Linked DNA regions of Homo sapiens: region 1 is linked to region 2. The links are chromatin contacts, found by Hi-C or POLR2A ChIA-PET in ENCODE. All regions are on one chromosome and are shown on one strand. The core of a region is the stretch at or near the end of the contact, and the rest is flanking DNA. Distances in the headings are between cores, read along the strand shown. Region 1 has its middle 30 kb from the start of SNRNP48. Region 2 holds the start of DSP-AS1 (DSP antisense RNA 1).

The links. A loop is a pair of places that touch in the nucleus more often than their neighbours do. ChIA-PET counts read pairs that join two places held with the same protein, here RNA polymerase II (POLR2A). Pooled maps may share reads with other maps.
Region 1: a pooled map shows a loop between it and region 2 (3-fold over the local background). The contact joins the enhancer-like site here to the promoter of DSP-AS1 in region 2. A Hi-C loop is called at or near these places in 1 of 37 single-sample maps with no recorded cell type and 4 of 50 pooled maps. POLR2A ChIA-PET finds 5 or more read pairs at or near these places in 4 of 52 experiments (H1, HEK293, HepG2 and 1 more).

The regions. Positions count from the first base shown.
Region 1 is chr6:7,616,393-7,623,785 of GRCh38, reverse strand. It overlaps the pseudogene RPL29P1. Among named protein-coding and RNA genes, the nearest start is that of SNRNP48, 30 kb to the right of the region's middle. Within about 2 kb of position 5,350, at least 4 of the 41 ENCODE cell types and tissues checked have a DNase peak (open chromatin) inside an H3K27ac peak, as active enhancers do.
Region 2 is chr6:7,537,656-7,544,958 of GRCh38, reverse strand. It overlaps DSP-AS1 (DSP antisense RNA 1), which reads left to right and starts at 1,876. Exons shown (of 2, transcript NR_183331.1): 1 at 1,876-1,913; 2 at 3,906-4,508. It overlaps DSP (desmoplakin), which reads right to left and starts at 3,288. Exons shown (of 24, transcript NM_004415.4): 1 at 2,874-3,288. The coding sequence starts at 3,043. RefSeq lists an enhancer at 5,300-7,303.

The DNA of each region.
Region 1 (7,393 bases), core at 4,101-6,600, 75 kb before region 2:
TCTCTCCCTCTTCCGGAGCCTCATTTGCATCATGACAGCTTTGCAGGGGGGTTGAACAGTGATCCATCATCATTTTCATCAACTTCATGAAAAACCCCTACCTGTTTTGCTAGATGGACCTTGTCATTATGCAGTCCCTGTGTTCTGGCATCATGGCATTGAGTGTTTACAACACCAGACTGTCATCAGAGATATTTGGCATCTGGGACACACGTTGTTTGAGCAGGGGAAGAATTTTTTTTTTTTTTTTTTTTTTTGTGATGGAGTCTCATTTTGTCTCCCAGGCTGGAGCGCAGTGGCACAATCTCGACTCACTGCAGCCTTCACTTCCCAGGTTCAAGTGATTCTCTGCCTCTGCCTCCTGTGTAGCTGGGATTACAGGCGTATGCCACGATGCCCGGCTAATTTTTGTATTTTTAGTAGAAATGGGGTTTCATCATGTTGGCCAGGCTGGTCTCGAACTCCTGGCCTCAAGTGATCCACCCACCTCTGCCTCCCAAAGTGTTGGGATTACAGGCATGAGCCACCATGCCTGGCCGAGCAGGGGAAGATTTTATTTGTGGTCATTAAATATTTTCATGATGTGTCTATTTTTGTTTTTGTGTAACTAACTCTATAACTTCAGGAACTCAGAAAATGAGTAGCAGGATAGTGAGGGCTCCTGGAGGCTACCATTCCATTTAATTCTCCCAATATTGAGGATGTCTGCCCAGCATCATTCTAGGCATAAGTAAGGACCCTTGTCAGCGGCATTCCCTTCACCTGAAGCACATGCTTCTTTTCCTATTGCAGGAACTGCACACATTGACCGACTTCCCCACCCCACCCCAACCCACTCACACACATACCACCACTGCCACCCACTGTTTTTCTTCTAATAATTCCATAACAACCTTGAGAACTTATTTCCGAAAACACTGGGGATAAACCTAGTTGGGGATAAACCCAAACTTAATATCTGTGAGAAAGTAAAATCTTGGTCAGAGCACAAATTTAGATGTGAATGACATTATGAATGAATGGGCTTCATTCTCTCACTTGACAAATTGGGGGATGGGGCCCACACGGAGAAGAAAGTGAACCCCTGCCTTCTTCCAGCTCTAGCATCTGTACTTCAGCGACTGATTACCTTGAGTCAGGGACTAACTCAGGTTAGACCAAGTTCCCAGGTTATTCCACGTTAAACAGCTGTGCCTGAGTCTCGGCTCATGCTTGGCACCATAGAGAAGGGAAAAAGCTGGCAAGGCCTTGGCCCAGGCTCTCAAGGGTCTTACTGTCTAGTTGTGGGGATAATAAGTAACATCACAACAAATGTAGGAAGGATCATTTGGAAGCGTATTGGGGACAGGCCATGTGGAGTGGGGCAGTGGACTTCACTCTAGGTTCCTCAGAACCCAGGGAGCTCCATGGAGTTTCCTTTGGTGTCACCATGAGAAGGACCAGGCTCTAGGCTGACCCCCACCCACCCAAACTTAAACTGCAGCAACTGTTTTCATCAGGCTTATGTGTTAGATGCTCTTGAAGGTGATTTGAAGAAAATATCCTGTTTTTAAATACTGAAAAGCAGTGACCTAGAGCAGAGCTCATCAAATGGCAGCCTGGGGGCCAAATCTTGCTCATCACCTCTTTCGGTAAATGAAATGCCATGGTGCCCAGCCGCACACCTTCATTTACCAACTGTCTCTGGCTGCTTTGTGCTACAAAAGTGGAGTCAAGTCATTGCCACAGAAACTGTATGGCCCACAAAGCTTAAGATATTTACCCTTTGATCTTTCACAGAAAAAGCTTGCCAACCCCTGATTCAGAGAAAAGACATATGAACTTGGACGAGCTCAAACACTGGTCCATCCATGGAGGTGGTGAGTCATGGTTCAGAAGCACGGCAAGGCCAATGGCCAAAAACTTCACCCAACTTTCACCCTTAAAGTTTCATTCCCTCAGTCACCTATTCAAATGCAATTATTGATAACCTATTCTCTACCTGCTCCAGGAATGCTGGAGAAGTAGGCTACTCTCGTCTTTCCTTTCTATCTGCGTTCTTTCTCATAGATGATTTACTATGGGGTAATGAAATTTATGCTTGGAGTTCCTTTCAAGGTCTGATACCTAATTATTTTCCCACTCTCTATCACCTAGTTTCTGTCACTCCAGCTTCCGTTATCCAGGCTGGAGTACAGTGGTACCATAATGGTTCACTTAAGCCTCAACCTCCCAGGCTCAAGCAATCCTCCCACTTCAGCCTCCCAAGCAGTTGAGATTACAGGCACACACCACCACATCTGGCTAATTAAAAAAAATGTTTTTTTTTTGTAGAGACAGGGTCTCCCTATGTTGCCCAGTCTGGTCTTGAATTCCTGGCCTCAAGCAATCCTTCCGCCTTAGCCTCCAAAAATGCTGGGATTACAGGTGTGAGCCATTGCACCCAGACCCTAATTTTGTATTATTTTCTTAAAAAGAGGGCCCCCCAAAAATGGAATCTGCCCCCAATTCTATTTAAGATGTCCAAGTAGGACCTGCCCTTGTCCAGCATAGCCTATTGCCTTTAGACCACCCGAATTGAAGGACAATGAGCTCCCCACCTCTAGCCTCCATGTGGTAGCCCCCTCCCTGCCAGCCAGGGCCTCTGATCATGGAAGGGGATCTTTTCCCAGCTCTGACACCTGCAGCTAGCTAAGTGTGACAGCTAACTTTATGTGTCAATTTTGCTAGGCCATAGTACCCAGATGTGTAGTCAAAACTTATTCTTTATATTTCTGTGAGGGTGTTTGGGGACGAGATCAGCATTTTTTTCCTGCCTTAGGTTTATTCACACAAATAGCACAGGAGGACACCAGCCCCATGCAGACAGCAGCCCGGGGGTCACACCAGTCCTTCTGTCCTCACATTGGCAGATGAAGCTCTCTACTCCAGAGCCTTCATGGGGGCCTGGGCACCTTTGGAAGCCTGAGCAGGAGCTAGAACTGAAGCTGGAGCTGCAGCTGAAGCCGAGGCCTGGGCCTTGGTTTGATCCTTGGCCTTGGCCTTTGGCCAGCAGAGCCTGAGACCCGTGGCAATGTGGGCCCGAGCATGCTTCCCAGCCTTGGGGTGGGCAGTGTAGGCAAATCGAGCTTGCGGCTGGCGCTCTTTGGAACCCTGGGCTGGACTTCCATAGGCTTTGGGGGGCCTTGATAGCCTCAGCTCGCATGTTGTTGTCCTGCATCTTCTCCAGGCCCTTCTCGTTGTGCTTCTAGGCGAAGTGCATGTTCTTCGGGAACTTGGGGTCCATCCCTTTAAGAAATCAATCTTTGTGATCAGGATTTCTTGATGTGTTTCTGTACTATTTTCAGGACTGGTTGTTTGTAGTGTTGTTCTTGAACTTTCCCATGTCTGCACCATAACCCACAGTTCCTGAAGCCAAGATGAACATTTAAATCAGCAGACTTCAGGTAAAGGAGATCTCCTTCCTGGATGTGAGTGGGCCACATCCAATCAGTGGAAGACCTGGACAGAACAAAAAGACTCGTGTCTCCTGAGCAAGAGGGAATTCTGCCAGAAAACGGTCTTTGGACTTCACCTGTAACATCAACTCTTCCCTGGGTCTCCAGCCTGCGGGTCCACCCTGTGGACTTCGAAATTGTCAGCCTCCACAATTGCATGAGCTGATCCCTTGAAATAAATCTCTCTCTCTCTCTCTCTCTCTTTCTCTTTCTCTCTCCACACGCCCTATTGACTCTATTTCTCTGGAAAAACCCTGACAAATACAGTGAGTGAGCCCAGGGCAGAGCCACACAGTTTCAAACTGCGAGAGGACATGAGAAGTCCACATTCAGTCTCCAAGTTGGTCTCACAAGAACCTGAGACTGAGTGAGCACCTGCCTTGCTGTCATTAATACAATCAAGACTTTGTTTTTGTTGGTTTTTTTTATTTTCTTGCTTGTTTGTTTGTTTTTTTGTAGAGAGGAGGTTTTGCCATGTTTCCCAGGCTGAACTCGAACTCCTGGGCTCAAGTGATCCACACACCTCAGCCTCCCAAAGTGCTGGGATTACAAGTGTGAGCCACCGCGCATCCTGCCACAATTAGGACTTTGATCTCCATTTTGGCACCTCTGAATCTTAAACACTTATCACAGTAATGTCAGTGGGGATCTGAAATTCATTGTGACAAAGATGTAAAGGAGAGTGGCCTGTAGAAGTATTTTTCCCAGAGATATTTGGATTTCAAAATGGAACAAAGTGTACTGTGTTTCCTAGTGGCTTTATTTTCCTTCTTTATAGTTGTGCAAATTTGTCACATGTTCTTCACTTAGAAGATATTTTTTGCATTGGAAAATAAAATTTAAGTATAAATTTACTGTGTCTCACCACTTCTTCCTCCCCAAAATCATCATTATTTTCCCTTTGTGTTTGATATTGAGCTGACGGGCATTCTACTCTAAAGCTGAAGTTCAGCCTCCTAGATTCCTGCATGGAATCATTCAACCCGTTTTTCCTGGGTGCCTTCTGTGTTCTAGGCTCCGTAGCAGGTGCTGGGTGCTCTGGAGTCAGGCTGCCTGAGGTCTCATCCCAGTGCTGTGTGAGCTCAGTCAAGTTGCTTAATCTCTCTGTGCGTTGGGTTTTGTTGGTTGGTTTGGGGTTGGGGGTTTTTATGTAGGAGAGAACAAACAATTAAATGAGTTAGCGTGTGAGGCCTGTAGGGCAGCCCTAGCTCCTTGGAGGCACTCAGTACCCATCAGCTCTCATCATCCCAGATGCCCAGAAAGGAACAGCCTTTGTGGCAGGGTGGGAAAGAAGTTTGTGTCTGCCAGTTTCTATTTTCTAAGTGAAGTGGGAAGTGGCCAGGCTGTCAGTTTGAGGAAAGCAAAGAAGACAGGAAGAGGGGAGTTAAAGGTGTGGAGGGGAGTGACTGGGGTCCTTACCCCTTCGTGGCACCAGGTTGGGGTCTTGTGATGCTCTCTAGCCGCACACGGCTAGGAACAGAGAGAAAGGCTTGGAAGAGTCCAGGCTGAGTTGCCCCCGGCTGCTGTGATGGAAGCCATCAGGACAAGGGATATGGCCACAGAGTGGGCGAGGTGACAAACAGAAGATGCAGACAGCAGGAATGCCACACCCCACTTGCTTCTGTAGGAGGCTGCCAGGTTGTTACATGGCCAGCATGAGCCACTTCGCCAGATTAGCATACAAGGAAGGCACTGTCACTCTTATTTTTCATATTGAAACCGACTCAGGCTACAACACACCAGATTCGCAGGAAGTTCAACATCTCCCACTTGTGGCTTGGCACCAACTCTTCGCATTGTCCAAAAACCCTCACGTGCTTATTAGTGTCTCCAAGGCCAGTCCCATCCAGTCACATAAAGCAAAACTCAGCAAATGCCCTCGGGGCTGAAGAAAACCACAGCTACCCCAGAACGAGGCTGCTCCGGAATGAGCTGCCCTGCCAGGCAGTGAGGATTGCAAGAGCTACAATCAAGCACTCTTCTTGTCTAATTCAAAGAGATCATGGGCACTACTGCGGGTTCCAAGACTTAGTGATTCTTTAAGGCAGCAAAATTCCACTTTTTCCAGAATATTTCCACCCAGGAAGTCCCACACTCAGAATAAGCCTGGATCCCCAGGATCCTACTCACAAGCAAGTACCCCAGGCAGAGAGGTGCTCCACCCAGCACTGCCCACAGCCTTTTTCATGTCCATGACAATCTGGGCATCCCATGGAACCCAGGTCACCAGGTTAGCTGTCTGAGGGAGGCCTTGGAGCTTACTTCTGTCAGTAGACCCGCCTCAGCAGGCACTATCTCCAAATGTAGAAGTCTGGATAATGCTCAGCCTCAAAAAGGAGAAGATTGGGGTTTTCATTTCTTTCCTCAAAGGAAGTTCATTATCTCCCTACACTTGAAGGAGGGACCAAAGAAAGGGACAGCCTCCTGAAGTCTCCAAAGAGGCCCTGGCCCACCCCTCTAGGACAAAGCTTGCTGCACGTCCACAGAAACAAATGTATTCACCTGATTCTTCCCAGGACAGAGAAAATCTGCCTTGCTGTCTCCGTCCCGACAGAGAAACAATGAGCAATGGCAGCTCCTCTCCATATAAATAAGTCATCAATTAGTTAAAAATTGATTTAAAATACTGTTGCTTTAGTCAACCAGACGTATACAGGTTAGAGAGAATATGTTCCTTTTTTTTCGAAATTGGATCGCCTTGGACACTGGTCCTCATTCATTCATCTGACAAATAGCTGTGGCGCGTCCACCATCTGCCAGGCACTGGGCATCCAGCAGGGAGCAGAGAAACCAAGTCCCTGCGCTTGTGAAACTTACAATCTCATAAGCTATGTTAGGCTACAAAGTGCTACAGGGGAAAACAATGGAAGGGGAAAGGGTGGAGAAAGTACAATTTTAAATAGGAGGGTCTGGAAAGGCGGCTCTGAAAAGATGACTCTGGAATAGAGAACCAGAGGACGTGAAGAACAAGATTTTCAACAGGAGGAAGAGCGAGAACATGAGATGGGACCAAACCTCATGCACCTGGGGAGCAAGGAGTGGATGCAGGATGGGTGAGGGAGGCCACGGTGGGAGGTGAGGTTAGAGCGAGGGGTGGGCACAGGCCATGCGGGCCTTTAGGTCTTGGTGAGAAATCTGGACTTTCCTCTGTGTGAGATGGGGACCCGCTGGAGGGTTCTGAGCAGAGAAGTGACATGGTCTTACCTTCATTATTATAGGACCGTGCAGGCTCCTGGCTCCTACACAGAGAAATAGACAAGATGGGAGACAAGCTGGAAGCATACAGACCCAGAAGAAAGTTTTCTGATTGTCTGGGATGATACTGGCTTTGATTAGGCTGATGGCAAGCGTGGTAGTAAGAAATGGGAAAACACTGAAATCAGTAGAATTTGCCAACGGATTAGAGGCGGATATGAGAAAAAGAGTGAAAGATGAGCCACTGGAAGAATAAAATTGCAATTTACTGAGATGAGAAAAACCAGAGAAAGGCTGTTTAGGATGGGAAGTGGAGAAGAAATAAAAAAATTGCTGTTAAGTGTATTTGCTTTCAGATGCCAATCAGATTGGGTATCCAAGTGGTGGTGTCCAGTCTGGAATTCAGGGGGAAAAGCTGGTGGTGTTTGGATTAGTCAGTACAAAAACGGCTTAGGCGGGGCATGGTGGCTCACGCCTGTAATCCCAGCATTTTGGGAAGCCAAGGCGGGAGGATCACCTGAGGTCGGGAGTTTGAGACCAGCCTGGCCAACGTGGTGAAACCCCATCTCTACTAAAATTACAAAAATTAGCTGGGTGTGGCGGCGGGCGCCTGTAGTCCCAGCTACTTGGGAGGCTGAGGCAGGAGAATCGCTTGAACCTGGGAGGCAGAGGATGCAGTGAGCTGAGATCGGCCACTGCACTCCAGCCTGGGCAACAGAGTG
Region 2 (7,303 bases), core at 627-3,126:
TATAATGTCCTATCCAAGAAGAATCCAAAATTTACATTTCAAAACATGTACATGTCTATTATTTCATTATCAAGGTTGTAACATTTACCAAATGTTAACAAAATTAAGTAGTTGCAGATTCCATTCAATCTAAAACAAAGACACAAAGAACAGGCAGGTGGTCGGGGGAAAAAGAGGGAATTAGGATACAATGAGATCTAATACTGTCCTAAAAACGGGTAAGTGCTGTTCGTGGAAAGGACAGAGAGAGAGAGAGATGTTTTAAAGTCATTTTCAAAGGAAAACTAAGAGTTGGGCCCTCCACACATTCAAATTTCTTTATTCAGGGAAGGGCTAGATACAAAACACTCATCTCAAAAATCACCAATCTATTAATAATTCAGCCATAAAGTAGCAGTTTTTGAAATAAATGAGTTTAAAGTCAACCAATAGTTTTTATACTAGTTTTCATGCTAAAAAAAAAAAAAGAAAGAAAGAAAAGAAAACCACAAAAACCTTTATTTAGAAAACCTTCGGGTCAGAAAAATACTTATGAAATTCTTAATCATCATTCACTTAGCAGAGAGCAGTGGCTCCCTTGGGCACAGAGGGCACCCTGCTTCTACAAAGTGCACGCCACAGCCAAACATATCCCTCCACACAAAACCAGAATGCCACCAGAAAAACTGCGACATGCCCTGCCTTCAGGCGGTCGCTATTATTTGAAAACGCAGAAGTCAGCATTTGTGGGCTATTTTGTAGTCAGTAGCACCACTGCAGGCTGGGTCAGGCTCGAGAGGAACCTCCATTGCCAGGATCCCCGGAAAGAATGACCGCCTCCCGACTCAAGCCCTGAGCTTGACGCCCTGCTGCCGGGCAGAGCAACATTAATGAGAAGAAAAAACATCCTTCCTCAAAGTCAGGTAATTTTTCACTTGGGTCTCTTTCCCCTTCCCAGAGAGATGTGAGACTTGACAAGTTTGTAAGTAGGCTTTAAGTTGGAAAAACAGAGCACGGGATGATACTACACAAGGAAAAAACATGGAGCCTGCCCAAAATTAAATGTTTCAATGGGGAATCCTAATAAAACATGTACCTTGATGCAGTTCATTAACCACTTAATTTATTAAAGTTTTACTCCCCTACAAAAGGTATAAGAAGCCAAGGGAGTGAAATATTCGATTAATAGTACTGATTATTGTCTATTTAAAAGATAAGAAATCCAAGCTAGCAAAAGCATAGTTATAAATAATAATCAAAATAAATACTTGGTTCATGAAAACGCCAAAAAGAGCTACTAAAGAGTCCTTCGCATTCTATTCTGACTTGGATTTAAACTGTGTGTAACCCACACATTTAAAGGATGTGCATCTCAAATCCTGGAGGACTGCGGGAGAAAATTTAAATTTCAGATTTAAATGGCTGGCAAAATTTTAAAACAAATGTAATGAAAACCCAAGTTTTCATTCCTTCTATTGCTTGGCACATTTTCCCTGGAAATCCCCAGACACATTTTGTTCAGGAAACAAAGAACTCCAAGATTGAGACAATTCTTTGCTAACTCAAAAAAAAAAAAAAAAAAAAAAGCGAAAATAGATTTTCAGGATGCCCCATAAATAAATAAATGAATCTAAGCAGAAAACAGGTTGCAACTCGAGTAGTCCCTGCCTTCAAAACTGCTTGCAAAACAAAACTCCCTGGAGCGCATTCAGGTTGCTCCTCCCAGGCCTAGGGCCACAACGCCTGGTAAATAACGTCCCGGCGCTCAGGGCCTCTTTCCCAAAAGCCCGACGTGGGAACAACTAGCAGGGGGCGGGGAGGTGGGGCGGGCTGCAAAACGCGCACGGCTCACGTGGGCATCTAGAGTCCAGCTCCCGAGACCCGGTCAAAGCAGGGACAGGATCTCTTCCCCACCCACCCAAATGACGCCCTCGGTCTGTTTCCGCTGGGATCCGGAGAAGCTGACCCTCTCACCGGGGGGTCTTCCCGGGGCGCCTAGGCCAGGGCGGGCCCCCAGCGTCGTCCTCTCCCACCCCCCCACTCCCCTGCCCACACATTCTGGATCAAAGCAGACATGCGGCCGGCGCTCTGCGATCCAAGGCACACTGGGGTCTTTCATCCGGTGTTTTTAAAAAGGAGGAAACAAAAGGCTCAGAGGCAGGGCCCCAGGTGCGCTCGCCCGCGGGGGCTGCGGCGCGGACGACCGAAGGTAACAGGCACGTCCCGGCCGAACTTCGAGACCCGGGCCCGGCAGCCGCCCCGGCGGGGAAGTTTCGTTTCCCGGACAGGGGAAGCCGAAGCGCCTCCTCGGGACAGGACCCCGCGCCGCCGGGACGCGCAGCCTTGATACAAACGTCCTTGGGTGGCCGAGGAGTCCAGGAGTCGTTGCAGTCGTGGTCTCGGGGTTACTGGGGATTGGGGGTGAGCCGGTAGAGACTGCGGAGCCCCGAGCACCACTCGGCCACCAGACAGGACCGGGGCCCCGCTCCTTTCCTCTTTTACTTTGATTACGGTTGGAGAGGTTGGGTTTTGTGGTCGCAGCCCCACCTCGCCTGACCTCCCATTCGCGGGCTGGGACAAAGGCGGCTGCAGCCGTGTCCAGCAGGCAGGGGACAGCCCCGCGCGGGCCCGACGCCCCCTCTGACCACCCGCCCGGGCTCGCGGGAGGGGAGAAAGGTACGACCGAGTCCCTGTTCGCAGGACAGGGGCCAACCTGTCCCCGCACGCGTCAGGACACCCGGTCCTGCTCCCAGCGCGGCCGGGAAGTTCTTTCGGGACCTGGGGCAAAAAAACCTTTCCACCTTCGGGACCCGAGTCTCCCAGTCGTCCAGAGGAGGACGGTCCCTCCCTGTCCCGCGAGCCCCGCAGCCCGCGCTCTCCGGGCAGGTACCCACCAGTAGCCGTCCGAGTTCTGGTCGGTGATCACGCCGCGCCGAGAATAGTACATCCTGCTGGTGCCCCCGCCGCCGCTGGTCACCTCGTAGCGCAGGTCCGGGCCAGACTCGGCGCGGATCATGCGGCCCAGAGTGTTGATCCGCGGGTGGGAGCCTCCGTTGCAGCTCATGTCGGCGGGCAATCGGGAGAGCGGCTCAGCGCCGAGGCATAAGCGAGGCGGGCCGGCGCGGAGAAAGCGGAGGGGGCCAAGGATAGGCGGACGGCCGGGGAACCGGGCGGGAGTGCGGAAGGCTCGCGAGGTCGCTGCTCGCTACCTGGGCCCTCCCGAGGCCGCTGCGAGCGCGGAGACGGCGACGGGCCGGGGGCAGGAGCGGGAGGAAAGCTGTGGCTCGGAGGGCGGCAAGGGCGCAGAGGAGCTGCGTCGGAGCTGGGTGTTGGTGTTGGTCGGCGGCGGAGCGAGTCTCCTCCCCGCTGGCACTGGGCGCCTAGGCCACACCTGGCCGGTTTCTTCCCAGGGTGGGGTGCGGCCGCCGCGCCTTCCCCGCCCCCCCGCGGGTGTCACCGACGCGCTCCGGCCGCCCCTCCCCACCTGCGCCCGCCGCCCGCGACTCCGCCCTGCGCCACCGAGGCCTGAGTAACACCGGGCGGGGCGGGGGCGGGGTCCCCGAGACCCAAGCGCCCTGGGCGAAGCCACCGCGGGGAGGACCTGCGCTCGCGGGGGCTGCTGCGCTCTGCGCTGGGGCCTCTCGGGCTGGGAATGCGTGGCCCGGCTTTTGAGGATTTCCTCGGTCCCCGGGCGGAAATAGCTGGAATGGAGGGGCCTCTCGATTGGAGACTTACTGGTCAAATATTTACTTTTGTTGATCACTGGAAACGCTACCTACCACGCATTGACTAGGACCACAGTGAGGAGGGAACGCTTTAGATGATAGAGTTTTGTTTGGGGGCTTTTTTTTGTTTTGTTTTATTCCAGGAATTCAGGAAATTGCCCCAGAAGTCCGATTTCTGATGTGTAAAACCTTTTTTTACAGAAAACCACGACTTCCTGGAAAAGTCTTCACCGTAAATATTAATCTCTTTGGCATGAAGAGGAAAACACTGCAGCTAATTTTTCATGGGATAACAAAAATATAAACTGCAATTTCTTTTATTTTTTCCCTTTCGATGGTCTTTTTAAACGAGGAGTAAAGATTTCAACGCCAGGTCCATTTTCCAAATTTTGTACCAGAACCTTGAGGATGCTTGTCTCTCGCGCGCTTCTCCGCAGACCGAACCCTCTCCGGAACTCAGAGCTGTTCACCCAAGTCAGCGGAGGAGGCCTCCTGGGACTTGAGCCTGAGGGTGGCGAAGAACCCTAGGCAGAGATCATCAACTTGGTACCGATGAGTGACGCGGAGCTTGAACATTCCAGCGACTTGCTCCAGGGCCACTCCCAGTTAAGAGGCTGAGTGTTAACTGCAAGAGGCTGAGTGTTAACTACGCCGTTGGCTCCAGGAACCGAACCGGGTTTGGATACAGACCCAGTCACACCATCCATGAAAAGCTGTTTCTATAATATGAAAAATTGTTAAATGACGCTTTAGTAAAAGCCATTTAAAGATCTTTTCTAATAAATTTTTCATCTTTCCAAACAATGCCGCTAATTACCTTCTGATACAGTGCGTTTCCAAAATGTTTATGAACTGAAAACAAAAATAAAAAACTACATTTTTATGTTGTAAAGGGAGTGGGGGGGACTTTCTAAAATTTGTCGTATTATAGCACTTCTCATGACAACTTGACCCTTTAGGCATAATTTTTGACAAAATGTCTTGTTCTTTTTCTTTTTACAGCTGAACGTCTTAAATTCAAGGAGTAAACACATATAATGAGATAAAAGTTTATCACTGTTAGCACAACCAATAATTTGCATCGTAGTCTCAATTTCCTCGAATCTTTAATAAAACCAAAGTGGTCAAGTGTTTAAATGATTATACAGATTGAGTACCCCTTATCCAAAATGCTTGGGACCAGAAATATTTTGGATTCTGGATTTTCTTGGATTTTGCAATAGTTGCATAGACGTAACGAGAGATCTTTGGGGATGGAACTCAAGCCTAAACATGAAATTTATTTATGTTTTCTATATGCCTTATACACATGGCCTGAAGGTAATTTTATACAATATTTTAGATAATTTTGTGCATGAAACAAAGTTTTGACTGCACTTTGACTGCAAGTCATCACATGAGGTCAGGTGTGGAATTCGCCACTTGTGGTCATCATGTCAGTGCTCAGAAAGTTTGGATTTGGGAGCATTTTGGATTTCAGATTTTCAGATTAGGGATGCTCAACCTGTACAAACACTGATCTATAGACAAGACGGTGGTTTTTCTCAAACAGAATCAATGGCTGGAAGTCAGCCTCTGCACAAACAGCCCATAATATCCATTGGTGGAGGAGAGAAAGACATGCATGGAGGGAAAATGTCAGTGCATAATGTACAACATTTCATTTAGGATGTTTTCCCTCTATGCATCTCATTTGTTCAGCAAATAATTATAACCTAGGATATGGAAATACTCTGCAACATACAAAGATAAATAGGGTCCAGTCACTGCCCTTAAATATATTATAGTAAAACTTTGATTTAAGAAATTCAGGGGCCCGTGCGGTGGCTCATGCCTGTAATCCCAGCACTTTGGGAGGCAGAGGCGGGTGGATCACTTGAGGTCAGGAGTTCGAGACCAGCCTGGCCAACATGATGAAACCCCATCTCTACTAAAAATACAAAAATTAGCTGGGTGTGGTGGCAGGCGCCTGTAATCCTAGCTGTTTGGGAGGCAAAGGCACGAGTATCACTTGAATCCAGGAGGTGGAGATTATATTGAGCAGAGATCGTGTCATTGCACTGCAGCCCAGGTAACAGAGCAAGACTCTGTCTCAAAAAAAAAAAAAAAAAAAAAATTCAGGGATTATTCTTCCCTAATGTGTAATAAAGAGGCTACACAATTGCACGGTAGAATTATCCTTTTAAAAAAAACCCACATATCTATTAACCACCCCCCCAGTGGTAACAAAAGCTCTTGTTAGCCAAGGGTCCCCTTACGGTCATAGGAACCAGGCTCCACACAGACCCAAACACCACCCAGACTCACAAAACTGTTCAATCTGCAGGCAAAACAGAGGAGGAGGCGAAGAGCCCACGCCACCAATCACACCTCTGGCTGCGTTGCTTCCTCACCCATCTTACTGCTTCCTGGGCTTTTCCAGGCATCCCCAAGAACACGAACGGCTTCCAGCTACCAAACATGCCTGCTCTAGGAAGACAGTGGCTTTCATTTATCTTTCTCTAAGGGTGATAAAGAAAGATAAGAGGATAAAATAAACAGATTGACATGCCCGACAGATGGAACACCCCCCACCTCAACACACACCCACACACATGCACATACACACACACACACATCAGTTGTCCAGGTTGGCTCATCACACAGTGAAGAGCGAGGATAACTTGCCCATAGTTATAATCTTAGTGCTACAATTTACTTATGCAAGAGCTCAATTTCTTCATGTGTATAATGGAAATAACACTTGCTCTGCCAACCTTCCAAATCCACAGTGAGGGTCAAATGAGATAAAATACGTGAACATTCTTGAACACTGTGAAACATATAAAGCTTAAGGTACCACCTGTTAAGCCAAAAGTTCTTTGCTGGATGCGAAATTTTAACCGTTAATGTTCCTGTCTTTATCCCACATGTAAATCAGTAAACCTCCCTCTTGGACACATTTAAGATGCATTCATTTAGAAAGCAGTTATTGAACATCTACCATGTTACACAACAGATTCAATGCTAGACACATGAAGATGAATAAAGCATGACTCTTTTTCTGCAGGATATCAAAGTCTGCAGTAGTAAAACAAATAATTACAATACAACATTAAGTATGCTATAATGAAGGTATATTTATAGAATTTTGAAAGCGCAGCAAAGAGGTTTAAAAGTAGCTTGTTTTCTTACAACTTGGTTTAAAAAATCAGAATCCAAAGTCTGGCAGAGTCTTCACTGGCTGACCTAAGGTCAGCTATTTTTTCCCTGCCACTCATAGATAGCTCCCCTTGTACTGATAAAACAGATCACTGACAGGCAACTTTCTCTCTGGCTGACCTTAGAAATCACCTTGCAGTTAGGAAAGACGAATCAGTCATATTCAGAGCAGATTTTTAAAAGAAAACGACACTTTGATTTCAGTGAGATTAAGAAGAATCATTTACTTGCTCAAAATCCCATGGGAACTCTCTATATCTTTGTGTTGGTAAATGATACCTCTTCATCACAAGAAGATTTATAGCCCATGAGTTAAAATAACTGTTCTGCCTAACAGAGGAGTAGTTCTGGGGTTTTTGTTTTGTTTTGTTTTGTTTGAGACAGAGTCTCACACTTGT